2 separate regions of the Mus musculus genome follow, and region 1 is linked to region 2. Evidence: chromatin loops called from intact Hi-C (ENCODE). Cell type or tissue: heart. All regions are shown on one strand.

What was found. A loop is a pair of places that touch in the nucleus more often than their neighbours do. Peaks named below come from ENCODE experiments on the same cell type or tissue, not always from the same donor. Only the 100,000 strongest peaks of a DNase experiment are listed, where the experiment ranks them.
Region 1: a loop joins it to region 2, with 2.1 times the contacts of the local background. A loop is called at or near these places in 10 of 42 quality-filtered maps.

What each region holds. Positions count from the first base shown.
Region 1 is chr10:24,707,935-24,715,934 of GRCm38, reverse strand. It overlaps Enpp1 (ectonucleotide pyrophosphatase/phosphodiesterase 1), which reads left to right and starts at 3,776. Exons shown (of 25, transcript NM_008813.4): 1 at 3,776-4,129. The coding sequence starts at 3,944. In heart, a CTCF peak has its summit at 4,213; a DNase peak (open chromatin) is centred at 3,894; H3K4me3 peaks cover 1,841 bases; H3K27ac peaks cover 1,087 bases; H3K27me3 peaks cover 241 bases.
Region 2 is chr10:24,627,346-24,635,345 of GRCm38, reverse strand. No RefSeq gene overlaps it. Among named protein-coding and RNA genes, the nearest start is that of Gm15270, 36 kb to the right of the region's middle. In heart, CTCF peaks have their summits at 581 (motif pointing left) and 4,497 (motif pointing left); a DNase peak (open chromatin) is centred at 815; H3K27ac peaks cover 62 bases; H3K27me3 peaks cover 199 bases.

The DNA of each region.
Region 1 (8,000 bases), 81 kb before region 2:
GAGAGAGAGAGAGAGAAGCTTTGGAGCCAGAAGCATTTGTTTTCCCTGGAGCTGGAGTTATAAGCAGGTGTAATTTGGAAATTGAAGTCCAGATCTCTGCAAAATTAATATGTGCTCTTGCTCAGAGCAAGTTTTGGACTATGACTGTGTAGGAAAAAACTTCCTCAGATGATGAACAGGTTTCTGAACTGAATGTGTTACTCAATCATATGGATAAACGTCATATTGTGCATTAGTATATCATATATTAGTATGTAATATAGTATATTATATTAGTTTATATTAATATACAAACTAAGTTTTACTAATAAGTTGTCAGTAATAACAAACATGAGTACATTTTATAAAGTCAATAAATTTTAATTGTCTATCAATGTCAGGTATTTTTTGAGATAGCCATGAGGAAGAACGGAGATGAGGTGTTGGTGGTGGCGAAGATTATGGACAGCCCTAATGTGCAGAATTGCCTTCCCCCCGCTTGTTGGACTCATACCCCAAAGCAGATCTTTTCCTCAAGATTATGTATAAAATACACATAATTCATGAAATAGTTCTGGATTCACGAAGGCGTGGTGATTGGGTGAGACTGGGTGACTTAACTAGGGAAAGAATGGACTGGAGTGTTTAGATAAAGTTGAGAGAAATGCAGAACAATCAAAAGGAACTGGGAGGCAAAAGTGAAATTCCCTATCAGTTTACGAGTGAAGGGATTCAGGGTCAGAGACTAGGAATATGTTCAAAGCCACCCAACCTTCGCTGCCGAGGGTTGTATTAAAAATAAAAGAAAGAAAAATGAGGATGGTGTACAAAATTTTAAAAATAAACAAAAGTCAAGATGTTATTTTTTTCCTGGGCCTCATACAGATGAGAGCCCTCTGTGGCTTTTTCCTTTTAGACCTATCTTGATGTTTTCAGTGTTTGATTGGCCAAGAGGTCAGAGCTGGAGAATGTAGCAGCTGCTGCTAAACTCATCAGTTGAAAAGCAAGGGATGTTTCTCAGCTTTGAGGTGGCAAAGTTCCAGTGCAGAGGGACTGGTTTGGTTTGGTGTTTTGGCCTTAGCAACATCTATCATTTCAGGTACCAAAATGGGCAAATTTAAATATTTACGAGTTTTAAAGAATTAAAAATCTTTTCCATTCTTAGAGGACCATCTCTGCTATTGTGCTAAGTTGAGTCCTTAGCCCCAGAAGCCGATGATTTGGACCTAGAGACCAAACACTGAAATTTCACATTTGGTTTACTTGGAAAAGCCATGTTGATTTTTTTTGTTTTGTTTTGTTTTTTTAAAGATTTATTTATTTATTATATGTAAGTAAGTACACTGTAGCTGTCTTCAGACACACCAGAAGAGGGCATCTGATCTCTTTACAGATGGTTGTGAGCCACCATGTGGTTGCTGGGATTTGAACTCCGGACCGCTGGGAGAGCAGTCAGTGCTCTTAACCACTGAGCCATCTCTCCAGACCCACGTTGATGTTTTGTGTGCCATGATCTTATTATACTTTGGAATAAGATGCCTCGGCCCTGAGAACTCAGAGTAAACAAGACTGAGGCAAGACTTTATCAAAGGCTGTGTAATGTGTGTGGGTAAACAACCTGAACGGCGTGCTGGACACGGTTGTACTCTTCTGATTTTAGAAGTTTAATTAGGTTTTCATAACTACCTATAAAACCCCATGGTGCAGGCTAGGCATCAACACAGGGCAGAAGCCACATCCTGGTGGCCTGTTTCCCAGGTCCACCCTGCAGATGGGCTACATTGTGTTTGGTTTCAAAAGTGTTTAAAGACTCTGTGTGTGTGTGTGTGTGTGTATGTACAAGATTTCTAGAAAACTCACAAAAAGATTTAAATTTCCTTCTTGTTTTTAAAAACTCTGAGTCTCCACCTTAGACATATAATCCTTGGCAACTGTTGCTAAGAGGCCAACTTGCTCTCTTTCTGTCTTGTCTACAGAGGGCTGTATCAGTCTTTAATGCTTCCTGGCTGTCCTCAGCTGCTTGAGACATTGTAACCTTGCAGACAGCATTGGCTTTTCCAATGAGGACAGTAGAAACGTCATTAATTGCTTTGGGTTGCTGACAATACACTTATTCGATTTTTCTTTTACACTCAAGGCCGCTTTGGAAACTGTCTGTTGAGCGCTTTTAGAAAATTTGACGTGTATTTGGCCAGTTTCAGTGGAGTAAAACTTTGGCCTTCCATCTGGTTTATGGAAACATTCAAATAATAAAAAAAAAAAAACAACCCAGAACCAAGTTTGGGGTAAAAAGTATGTTTGAGTATGAAATGGTGGACCTGTTTCTAGTGGGTGGTTTGTAATGTAGTGATAATAATAAAAAATAAACTAAAGATTGCTTTTGAGGGTGGCCTTTTCTCCTGCTGTCACTCATTGGTCCTACTGTGTGGCTTGGGTATCTATATGCAGACCCTTCTCTCTACGGTTTAATCCTACTCTAGCCCCTTGCTGACTCACCCCATACTATATATACATATATGCATATATATGAAAATGTTCACATTTTAATACATATGGCATTCAAAATGTTGATTCATTATTAAATGTCTGAATGAATGAAGTCAGAACAAATTGAAAGTGTTCACATTGTTTTAATTTATTTTTACCTCTCTTTATCTCTCTGTGTGTGTGTCTCTCTCTCTCTGTATGTCTGTGTTCCGGTTTGTATCTGCACACATGCATGAAAGTGGAAGTCAGAACTACCAATGGTTGTCATTCGTCTGAAGCCCAGCTCACCTTTTTCTGGGACCCTTTCTTATTAGCCTTGAACTTAGCAAATAGGCTAGGCTGGCTGGCTGGCCATCCCTGGGATCCATATGCCTTTGCCTCCTACTTTGGGATTACAAGCTCAGGCTACAGGGTTTTTGGAGTCTGGGATTTGCCCTTAGAATCTCATGCTTGCGAATACCAGAACTTTACCTGTTGATTGCCCTCCCCAGTCCGTGCTGACAGTTTGAGAGGGGACAAACCCAATTTACACCCGTTAAACTTCAAAAGTGAATGTGATATAATGTGATGTATATAAACAAAGCAGGTAAGGGATGTCTTGTTAATTTGTGATTTTTCTTAGTCACTGTGTTCAGTCACATTGCTTCTGCTTTTGGGTTCTGGGAGGTGTGGTTTTGCTGATGGGAAGGAGTGTAAAGCTGAAGAATCAAAGGTGAAACAAATCCCATCAAGAATTAAAGCCTACTGCTCACGTTCTGTTTTAAAAATAAGCTCATCACATAGAGTTAGAGTCTTGATTCTGCTCATCAATTAAAGTGCTGACTTCGGAGAAGCAAGACACAGACACCCGGAAGCCTCCGGAAGTCTAAAATAGCTAATATGTAAATATAATAGGATAGCAACCCCGGACGCCACACATCCCATATGTGTGTTTGTGCAAACCCATCAGTGTTGTGTAAACCCCGTGCCCCACGTTTAGCAGCTCCAGGTAGAGAATTTTCGTTTGCACTTGTGGGAGAAAAAGAAAGTCACCTCCCCACGCGCTCGTTTGCATTTCCCTGGTCAAAGCAGGTCTGCTCCCGGCCACCGGTGTCCGGCCTTTGAGACCTCGGGGGTCGCTGCATCCTCTCACTTTTGGGGCTCCAAGATCTCACACTCTTTGCAGACCACACAGCGATTCCAGTCCAGTCCTCGTTGGGCTACGCGGGGGGATTCCGCAAGGGTTCGTAGGGTGCCACGATCGCGGGCGGGGACAGGGTTTGGGGTGGAAGTTAAAGACACGCCCACGTCAGGGACCCAAAATAGCCCACGCGCCCAGGGCCCGAAATCAGACAGGAAGCCAAATACCCGGGGCGTTGAGCGGCTCGGGCCGGAGCGCTGGCCGAGGGCTGGGAGCCAAGGGTCTGGCGGGGGCGGCGCGGGGCGGGGCGGGGCTGCGAGCCTATTAAAGCTCGGCCCGCGGGGGCAGAGCGGGGCGATGGAGCGCGACGGCGACCAGGCAGGGCACGGGCCCCGGCACGGGTCAGCGGGAAACGGTCGCGAGCTCGAGTCACCAGCCGCGGCTTCGCTGCTCGCGCCCATGGACCTAGGAGAGGAGCCGCTGGAGAAGGCGGAGCGTGCCCGCCCTGCCAAAGACCCCAACACCTACAAAGTGCTGTCGCTGGTAGGTCGGTGCTTGCCGCGACCCGACACCCGGGAGGGGCGAGAGCGAGCAGGTCGGCACCCGGCATGGGAGAGCGTGGGCGCCTCCTGCGCCGGCACCGGGTGACCTGCAGGGTCCTTACCCCTCTCCCAGCAGGAGCAGGCTGCTAAAATAGTCACCTTGACATACCGTCCTCTTCCCCCAGAGAATACAGGACATTTGGAGGCGGAAACAAAAAATCGGCTAGTCTTAGGATAGCGCAGCGATGTTTGTAGTCTTTTAGGTGGCGTAGGTCAGGGTACAGGTGGTGCTCGTGGCTTTAGGTGAATTTATTGCAGTTGAAAGATTTATCACAGCTTTTGAAAGTATCGGGAACTTTAGAAAACACCCATGCTTGGCTCTGTAGTGGTATTTCCAGACAGTTATTTAGAAGCCCCATTGACGTTCATGTTTATGTGACTGGGAAGAGGCCCGGGATTCATTGCCCACTCTTTGAACCACAGACAGCGCTGTTTGTGTGTTGCCCGGAGGCACAGTTGCCTGCTATATCCCTCTGCTCTTCTGTTAGACCAGTTGTAGCATCCACAACCAACTTCTGGAAACAGGACGCCGATTTTCACTCGGGATCTTCCTTGGGTCAGAAAGGCTGAGTCCTGTGTGGTGGTTCTAAGTATTGGTGGGGACTTCCATTATTCTTCTCAAGCTCCGCTGTGTTGTGTTAAAATGAGAGCGCATAGCATAGTTTCAATGGGACTGACTGCGGGAAATAAATTCAGAACTGAAGGAGGAGGTAGTTAGTTATTTTATAGTACGTGCAAACCACAGCTTTCTGTGACTAGCACACCCTAAAACATATTCTTACACATTCTGGCTTGAGCGCTGTTTTGTGGAAAAATCTTTCCGATGTTTAAAGTCTCCTTTTGACATCATTTCCATTTCCACTGTTCTTAGGTTCTATGCAGACACCGTAGCACTTTGAGAACCAGAATCCCGAGACTTAAGGGATGGTGTCATATCCTTAGTTTTTTAAAAATAAGTCTGAGGTTCAAAGAAGTCTCCCAAACCGCAGGCGGCTGTCTCCCAGGATATAATTTTGTATCGTATGTCACTCATATGATATTGATGGGCATTTAGTGAGTTTGAGTCTAGTAAGACTTTTTGTTGTATGTTTTTTAATGGAAGATCGCAATTGTTACAGGACTACTTAAATTATTGAGTTTCAGTACTCTTACCTACTGTGAGATACTCAATGAAGACACACTGAATGTTTATGAAATTGTAAGGCATATTTATAAACTTACTATAAGTCATTGAAGGGTTTCCAGTTATTGAATTCAGTTTTACTCATTTGCATACAGGCCCACAATAGATGTCAGCACAGGTCCACCTGTAGATCACAGAGTTTTCACTCTGACACCTGCGGTCGCTTGGTTGGCCAGTATTCCAGCATTACAAACGGCTCTGATGGCACACTTCAGAAATTGCTGCATGCCCTAGAATCTCCTCAAACAGATCAACTATGAATATTTGGTATATTTGGTTACGGCATATTTTATGAATTAGAACAAATTCTTGTCTCAGATAATTTTTAGATATTTATATATTTTTAGTTTATGTGTGTGACTGTTTAGCATATATGTGTGAATATATTACATATATAATTTATATAAATATATATTATACACACACACACACACATATATATAAATATCCCCCACTCCAGCTGTCCAATGTTCTCAACAGAGGCCCAGAGTAATGTAATAGTTCCTCCAATTCCATTGTATGTATGCACACACATGAACACGCACACACATATATACATATGTATATACATATATGTATACATGTGTGTATGTTTGTATACCTTGTGTGTGTGTGCCTGGTACCCACAGAGGCCAGAAGAGGATGTTGGATTCCTTGGAACTGTAGTTTACAGATGGTTGTGAGCCACTATGTGGGTGCTGGGGACTGAACCTGGGTCCTCTGTAGGAGCAACAAGGTACTTACCTGTTGTGCCATCTCTCCAGCTGCAGCTTTATGTCTTTTGATGGACTCCAGAGAGGCATAAAATATAAGCCGCTTCTCACTGGAGCTCTTAGTTCAGGACTCAGCTGGAAGTGAAACCTATTTTTTCTCTTTTCCTCCTCTACTTTAATAACCCTCTATCAGAAGCCCTCAAAGGAATTTGACGACTGTCATCAAAGAGCTCTGGGACATGTTTTCGAGAGACAGCCTTAATTATTGGATTTATCTTGTTTCTTTTTTCAGATTAAGCATCAGCACATTTTGTATGAAGTTGAAGAATCAGGTTGGACTAATTGCATCCTGGGGTTAGGATCAGGGAGGCCCCCCACTCCCTGGCCACAGGATTCTAATCGGACAGGATAATCACAGGGCTGCTTGCAGGGGGAGGATGAAGTAGTGATGATACGATCGTGTGCTTTTCTTAGATTTTCTCTAATTAGTGAAAAGAATGTAGTTACATCAGAGTCAACGGAGAATGGGGATCTCGTCCTAGCCTTGCTTGCCTGGGTGATGCTTCATCTCAGGACTTTCTGCCTAGGTACTCAGCAGGTCTAAGGAAACAGCAAGAGAGAAAAACAGGCACTGCTCTCAGTGTCCTCTGTGACGTACGTGTGTTAGCATTCCCTGGCTGCGTTGAACTACGTTGATAATTAAGTTGCCAAGGGAAAAGGCTGAGCAGATCGTGGTATGAAATCAGGGTAGCAGAGGTTCCGGTACATTACTTTGGGCCTCTGCTGAGAGCGCTGGGTGTTGGAGGGGGAAATGAGGATGGATGAGCAAACACAGATGGAGCCTAGGATCCCACAGTCCCCTTTGACTGAACACCATCCATGACCCACGAATCTCCCACGAGGTAGATTCTAGAATCTCCCACCTCCTGATAGCACTGCCCTGTGGACTAAGAGTTTTATCTCATGAAGCTTTGGGTAGATATTTGCAATCTGAAGTATAGCAGTTACATATGAAATGCCCTTGCCTAGGTCCAGATCAAGTTTGAACTGAAATATTCACTCCTAAAGTTGGGCTCAGGTATTTATCTAAAATACCATTGCTCCCCATTCTAGTTCTAAAAGGACTAGTAGCTTTCAAGTAGTTTGCAGTGTGAGCTCTAGTAGATCTTCTAAAGCATTACTCCCGTTAAAGAGCTCTTTCTAAGAGGTAGAAGTTGGCCTTGGTCTAGCTAGACTAGGGTTAATTCTCTAGCTTCTTCCCTCTTCCCATATCTATCCTACAGTATTCAGAATAACTCTCTCAGTCGGGTTTGGATCGACATTGTCCATTGACTTTCAAATTTAACATGTGCCTTCCATGGCTTTAGCATTTTATTTCAAGATGACCAGGCTATCTCCAAAGCTAGAACAGTCTAAAATTTGTCTCTAAAGGCATTTGTTTCAAATGCTCCAATGTGTACGGAGGACCAAGGAGCCCAGGGTTCATTGTGTTTCTATTGGGTCTCTGATAGTACCTGACTGCCATCAGCATTTGGTTGGTTGAATGAATACACTACACACTTTATTTCTAGTTAGAATCATGGGAAGACAGAACACTCAGTTATAAAGTCAGAATGTGAGGAATCCAAACATACTTGGCACTCGGCTGTAACTCGGATAGGTAAGATAAAAACGGGGATAGTATTTTATTTGGATGACGGTGATGGAAGAAGTCATGAATGACCGGGATGAATGAGAGCCAGCATGCCTAAGCAGAGCCCGTGCTAAGCCTGTCGTAATTTAGGTTCAGGATCAGAAATGTAACCCTGAGCTTTCTTCCCCATTGGCACACACAACTCAGGTGTGGCCAGACAAGGATATATAAAAAGGCCAAAACAAACCTCCCTCATTCATGCCAGGACGTCTTGTGCTTTGGA
Region 2 (8,000 bases):
CGGGGACTGTAGGTCAGTAGTGCAGCAAACTTTTCCCAGTGGTTACAAGCATGTTTTCACATTGACATATAATTTTTCAGATATTTATTGTCATGTTGCCAAAGTCACAAGTTACTAAAAGCAGAAACAAACTTTACATCCATTTCTGTCTAGGACAGACCTTCAAAGCATGCCCAGTGAGCAGATAACATTGGGTCATTCCTACCAAAACATCCACTTGAGGGCACACACATTGCAGGAAGGTTAGGGCACAATTGCACGGGAAATACGGTTGGTATTTTCAATTTCTGTATTCATTTAATTCTGACTATTTTTTTTTTTTTGAGTCAAGGTCTCTTGTAGCCCAGGCTGCCCTCATTTCCTCTGAAGAAACTCAGGACCCTTCTACCTCCCATGTGCTGGGATTTCAAAAGCAAGCCTTCCACGGCTCCAGCTTTAGTGGGTTACTTTTAAAAAGAAGTTTATTTATAGATACTGTACTGGTGCACAATCAGAATATTTTTTAAGTTAAAAAGAGTAAAGTTGCCTTTCAAGGGCCTTTTACAATTGGTTCCGTGACTCCACCCTGGAGAAAGCCTGCTGCCCTCTGATGGAGGAGGGAAAAAAGCCTTTACTGGGCTTTGCCTTCTCACACAAAGCACACCACAGAGCTGCAGCACACTGCTGGCAGAGTTGCACACACTTGACAAAGGTGGCCGTGTGTGCAAGTGCCTGGGTTATCACACCCACCGAGTCACACCAGACCTTCTGGAAAGAGGCAAAGAGCTAGCAGCAACCAGACAGCAGCTGGGACAAGCCAGCTGTCATCTGCTTCTGGGTATCTTCCCAGGGAGGAGAAATATTTCCCCACTACTTCCTGTCTGTGAAATCCAAGGTCATGGGATGAAACTAGGCTCAGGTTCAGAGAACTAACAGTGCTGTGTCGCCACAATCATCCTATCCGTCGCTGTCCCATGAAAAGCTGACAGAACCAAAAGGCTTCTTCGAGATGAATCACGTGATGGTGCAGCTGACAACTCCTATTACACCCACTCGCAGCAGGCCAGGCGGCTTCTTTCCTTTAAAATGTTTGTGCTAGCGGGGCGTGGTGGCGCACGCCTTTAATCCTAGCACCCCTGGGAGGCAGAGGCAGGTGGGTTTCTGAGTTCGAGGCCAACCTGGTCTACAAAGTGAGCTCCAGGACAGCCAGGGCTATACAGAGAAACCCTGTCTCGAACCCCCCCCCCCCAACAACAACAACAAAAAAACCCAAACAAGCTTTTGTGCTAAACGACTTCCCTGATAAGTCTGTAACTGGAACACTCTCATTCTAACCATGGCGAGGAACTTTAGCCTCTAAACAAGATGTCATAGTGTTTGCTTAAAATCACATTTATCACGTTAAAGTTCACTCATCAAAGTTTCCGTCTAAACCAGAATAATGCCTTCTAAGTAAATTTATTTTCGATTTTATTTTAGTGTGTGTGCACATGTGTGCATGTGTGATGTATGTAAGATGCTCCAGTCCCCAGTCCTTTAAGAAAGATTCTCTCACTTTATTAAGAGCTAGGTTGACAGCCAGTGATCCCCAGTAACCTGCTTTCCCTGTCTGCCAGTGGGGGATTAAAAGGACGCGCCTGGATTTTTACATAGGCTTTAGTGATTTGAACTAAGGCCTTCAGTGTTCACAGCAAGTGCATCTACCTACTGAGACATCTCCTCAGATCCCCAGAAGAGATCTTGAAGTGAATGTGCTCTTGGTGCACCGGGAGCAGAAAAATCACTCTAAAGAAAGAGCAGAATGGATCGAGAAAGACTTTACTTCTCGACGGAGGAGTGAACATGTGGTCTATGATATTCATGGGAAACAGAAACGTCAACAAACACAGGAAAATCTTTTCACTCATTTATGAAGTCACATTTAAAATACAAAACTATTTTTCTGTGCTTGGCACTCGAGAATAGACGCAAAATGTAAAGTTTCAGTCATGGCAAGGGAGGTGGGACCCTGAACAGGCATAGCCTGGGGATTGTTACACAAACTGCTGGATGCTTTCTGAGGGTGAGCTGACAATTTGTTTCAAAACACAAATAAGAGAGAGGCTGGGAAGGAAGAAAGGAGGGGAAGGAAATAAGGGCGACAGTATCAGGAACTGGAGGAGATTTGAGAGAGGTACAGAGGGTCAGGAAATCAAACAAAAATCTACAGCAGGGGGGATGAGGAACTGGGGATAGCCACTGGAGGGTCCCAGACACCAGGGAAACATGAAGCCACCAGGACCCAATGGGGATAACTTTAGCCAAAATGTGCAGAGAAGGGGGAGATAGAACCTGTGGAGACCACCTCCAGTAGATAGGCATGGCCACTGGTTGAGGGATGGGGCCACTCACCCATCTCAAAGTTTTTAACCCAGAAATGCTCCTATCCGAAGAAAGAAAGAACAGGGACAAAAAAATAGAACGGAGACTTGTGTAGCCTTAGTGAGATCAGATAACCAATTTCTATCACATACCTGTCAGAAGAGGGGATGGATGAGTGACAATCCACAGCCTGTTTCTTTCTCTTTTTCTTTTTTTTTTTTTTTTTTTTTTTGGTTTTTCGAGACAGGGTTTCTCTGTATAGTCTTGGCTGTCCTGGAACTCACTTTGTAGACCAGGCTGGCCTCGAACTCAGAAATCCGCCTGTCTCTGCCTCCCAAGTGCTGGGATTAAAGGCGTGCGCCACCACGCCCGGCTTCTTTCTCTTTTTCTTTTTCTCTCTTTCCCTTCTCCCTCTTGCTCTGGCCCCCATTCCCTCCCACCCCCCTCACTCGCTCTGCCCCTCCCCCTCGCTCCGCCCTTCCCCACTCCCTCCCCAGACCCAAAGGTTTCTATTTGTTTCTCATTACAGGGGGTTGTGAGCCACCATGTGGTTGCTAGAATTTGAACTCATGACCTCCAGAAGAGCAGTCAGTGCTCTTAACCATCTCACCAGCCCTCTTTTTACTTTTTTTTTAAAAAAGAGATTTATTTATTATTATATGTCAGTATACTGTAGCTGTCTTCAGACACACCAGAAGAGGGAGTCAGATCTCATTATGGGTGGTTGTGAGCCACCATGTGGTTGCTGGGATTTGTACTCAGGACCTTTGGAAGAGTAGTTAGTGCTCTTAACAGCTGAGCCATCTCTCCAGCCCCCTTTAATTTTTATCTTTTGAAATTAAAATATAATTACATAATTTTCTCCCTTTTCATCGCTCCCTCCTACCATCCCCATGTAGGACACCCACCACCCCTCATGCTCTCTGAATACTTTTCTTCTTCTATAAGAAGATTGGCAAGATAAGTTGGAGCCTCGTCTGTATTTCGGAAGCTTTTGATGTGGTTTCTCCAGAGGGGTGGTGGTGGTTTACGTCATTCTTGTGCCCACCTTTTCCTTGTAAGACAATCTGCCCCTTTGGAAGTATTCTGCCCTCTAACCCTTGAGTTGTGTGAAGGAGACTAACTATAGTCTCCTATAGTCAGAGTCAGTTGCCACAGTTTTACGACATCGTGACCTTAAAACCCAGCACGCAGCGTTGGCAGGTGCTGCCCATCACCGCCAGAGTCCGTCATGCAGATCTTTCAAGTAGATTCGGTGTAATTCCTAGGCTAGTTGGCATTTGGAGAAGCACACAGATATAACAACGAGCAGGTCTGGCTCTGCTTCTGTACATGTATTTGTTCCTTAAAGAGACCCAAGCCATTTCGGTATGTGTGCTGATTCCATATTCCTCTATAGACAGCAGCAGGACTCATCGCAGCCACTGATACGTGAACAGAAGGTGGCGCGTGGACACACACAGTGAGATGCCCTTCTCCTACATGTTCCTGCTTGGATAGACTTGGAAGGTGTGGGTCCGAATACTCAGATGAGAGAATCTAAATAAGTCACATTTGCAGACACAGACAGTAGCATGGAGTTTGCCTGGAGTTAGGGAAAGGGGGCGGGGCATAAACAGTCATTCAGTGCTTTATAGGATGAAAGCATTGTTCTGTTTTTGAGACAGGGTTCTCTATGTAGGCCTAGATGTCCTGGAACTCACGCTGTAGACAAGACTGGCCTCGAACTCACAGAGATCCTTGCCTCGTGAGTGCTCTGATCAGAGGTATGAGCCACCATGCCCAGCCTAGGATGAAATTTTTTTTGATATCTTGTCCTAAACAATGATAATATATTTAATGCTACTGAAATGTAATTTGCTTCAAATTAGTTAAAATTAGAATTTTATGTTTTGATTTATAAACCATCACTTAAAAAAAATCACAGTGAATGTGGAAGGTTGCGTTGCTATGACGGATGTTAAGTCCTGGGTACAGATGGAAAACACGCTTGATTGTTACTAATATGAAACAAACAAACAAACAAATCACAAGAAATGTAAAAAACCGCCCCCATGTAAGAGCATCAGGGCAGAATGAATGTGAGCTGCAGAAAAAACTAAACAGCGGTCGCTCTGCGCTGAGGAATTGTTCGCCCCCTGCTGGCCAGTCTTGGAATTGTTCTGCTTAAAGAAAAAGGATCGTAGGAGCAAGACCGCTTTCAGTAAGTTGTCCTGTTACTAAACGATAAGAATTTTCATTCACCAAAATGTTCTGCGTATAAGCATCAAACTCCTACACCCATCCCTGAAATCACTCATCCATTCCTTTGTTTACTAAAATGAACGCACCAGCCTTCACTAACTCTCACCACGTACATAGAGACACACAATGCAACCTTTTGAAAGCGTTCCCCACTTGGCACACCTTCCTGTGCCCAGTCCCTTTATGTTACTTTATATCAGCAAATAAGGTCCTTGACGTGATGTACAACTCGGGTTACTCATTCCCCTCGGATGGGCATTTTGTGGAAGATTTCTAGTTTTTAATCTGTTTCATATAGAACAACTATGGGGTTCCCAGGTTTTGTGTGAACAAAATGTTTTTATTTCTGTGTGTTTAGTGACCATGAAGAGAGTTGCTTTGTTACGCAGTAAGTGCGTATCTGGGTCTTTATTCCCCACAGCAGCTGTAATACTTTATATGGTCACTTGTTCTAAATCCACGTATTTTTCACATTTGCTTTTATAGATATCTTATAGCAGTCAAAATTTGTACAGTTTCCTACGGGTGTTGAATATATTTCAATGGGACTATTTACCATTTGTAAATTCTTCTTTTAAAAATATCTTATTATATCTTTTGCATACTTCCTGGAAATTACTTAATTTTTTTGTTACATGCTGATTTTTTTTTTCAAATTCTAGATCCGGCGCTGCAGTAGTTGCAGATATATTCTCACACCATGTGCCTTCTTTTTCAGACTCTTATAATAGGATCTTTTCCATCACAAATACTTTAAACTTTAGTTAATTTTAACTTGGTTTTATTTTAATTTTTTTCTCCTACGAATTATAATGTTGAGTCAATGAGATAATTTTTCATCAAGTCTAGATCCTGAAGATTTTTATCTATAATATCTTCTAAAACTTTTACAGTTTGGGGTCAGATTTTGAACCATCTGTAAGGTTTAGATTGAGGTTCATACTCCTCCCTTAATAACTCGACCACTGCATGGCGAAATGGCGTTCTCTTTGTACTGACTTGCTTGTAGGCCCTTGTCAGGAAGAGCTGGGTGTATTTCTGTGGACTCACATTGGAGTATCTATTCTGACTCCTCAGTCTGTTTATCTGTCTGTCCTGCTGTGGATATCCTCCATTCATGTTGAGTGTTAAAATCAAGGAGGGTGAATCCTCCCAAGCTTGCCGATTCATTTTTATATCTGTTTTGGATGCTTTTGTTTTATCGATCTGCACAGACTCCAAGACACTGATGGCTTTCTCAAAGCACACATCCTGCTGAGCCTTGATAGTGAAGGGGACAGATGGGGACACTTTAAGCTCTAAATGAGCACACTTGTACTTCATACTGTTGAAAAGGATAGAGGCTCTTGTCTCTCTTGAGTCATGAGAGGCCATTTGTACTTCTCACTGTATGCAGGAATCTGGACGCACACACTGTGTGCTGCCCAGAAAGCGCACATTGTTAACTGACGGGAGTTAATCTTTAACCTAAAGGTAACTCAGATAATGGTTGGGAAGAATGGTGACTCAAAGGCTGGCCTGGGTGTATAAAACTCCCTACACAGGGAAGGGTGATAACAAGGAGGGCGGGCAAGAGGAAATAAGGACAAACCCACCAGCATGACGAATCCAAAGACAAGAGGAGCAACGTGACCAGAGAGGCAGGACTGAATGGTCGGTGTTCTGGTTTCTTATAAAACTTGTTACTGGAGAAAGTCATGCTTCTCCACCAGGTTGCCAGCCCTCTGAGGGAAGCACTGATCCTGTCTGCTCGTTGGCACCCATACCGAGGGGCAGCAGGGGTTTCTATTCTGGTTATAGCTGGAACAAGGCAAAGTGTCTATGTCCCGATAACTCTCTGCCACTTCAAACATGGTGCGATATGCCCGAGCCAGTAGAATAAGGAAAACGGAAATAAAATAATACAGGCTCAGAAAGGAGAAATGAGACTAAGTTTATAGGTGTCACAATTGTTTACATACCCAAACCCCAGTGAGCCCACCAACAAACAAAATAAGTCGCTGGAGAAGTGGTTCTCAACCGGTGGGCTACAACCCTTGGCACGGTCACATATCAAATATTTACATTAAGATTCATAACAGTAGCAAATTGTTATGGATTGTGAAGGTTGGAGGTCGCCACCGCATGAGGGACTGTGTTAACTGATTGCAGCCCGAGGAAAGTTGAGATCACTGCTCTAGCGCCACAGAAAGAATTACACCAGTGCAGTGACATGGGTGTCAGTTAGGGGAGAGGTAAAATTTTTACTCTGTCGATCAGTCTGTGATTACAACTGATCCAGTCTTTCTTTTACGAGTGTCTGGAGTTTTCAGCACATTTATCTTTAATATATACCCAAGTTCTCATTTTTTTTTTAGCAGTTGTACGAAGCATTATGTTTTTTATTTTTATTTTTTATTTTTGACTGAGTGACTACAAAGACTTTATTAAATTATTGCAGCAGGAGGCAGTGCTAATGCAGAAGAGGGACATGGTGGTGAGAATGCTTAAGCAGCCTCAACAAAGCCACAGAGACCTCAACCTGTCCAAGCTGGTGCTATAGAGTCAGAGGATGGGCACCACGGGAAGAGATTTCAAGTTAGCCCTGACAACAGCACCTCAGCTCTGCGGGGACATCGGCCAGGGTCCTTTCTGAGGGCGCTCGAGCCTCCAACTGGAGGAGAGTTTGGGCCAGTTGCTCTGAGCCTCCAAGGAATTCCCCCCCCCCCCCCCATGAAATCATCTCACAACCAAGGCAAAGCTACATGCCACGTCTGACACTACCAATTGCAAGCTGGGTCCCTGGGCTATAGGAATGGGGGCAGCCCCCGCTGGGCTAGGCAGACTGGGAAGCGGGAAGCGGGGCGGCTCCTTTGCTCCAGCGCTTAAGAGTCCTTATGGGCCGCTGCTTTATAGTCTTACCAGCCTCAGCCCAGTTCAAATAGTCACTAAACTTTGTATTCTACGCTTACAGAATTCCACAAACACACCCACCTGCACTGGGTCCTTTATTACTTAAAAGGGCTTAAAGAAACATGTTTTAAAAGAAAATTTCCTTTGTACACATATACCTATGTAGAGCCTAGACGGCCTCTCAGCTGACTGGGTCCCCAGCCCCCCAAGCTGAGAAGGCTCTGCGAGGCTCTGCAAGGCTCTGCAAGGCTGCTACAACGTGCAGAGTTTGGCTGCATGGATTTTAATGAGAGCGTCAGGCGGAGCTGTGCTGTTGCTCACCGGGACTTGCAGATCATTACCAAACCAGCTATAGGATGAGAACACAGCACATGGAAACCCTAGGAGGTCACTGAGCTAATGATCTAACCCTACCTTCCGCAGACAGGGCCCCTCCCTCCCCAGCTCCTCGCGACCCCAGTCTTTCCTGGTGGACTCTGTCCATTCCAGAAGCCAGGCCAATACCGCCGCTGCAAGGTCGGAAC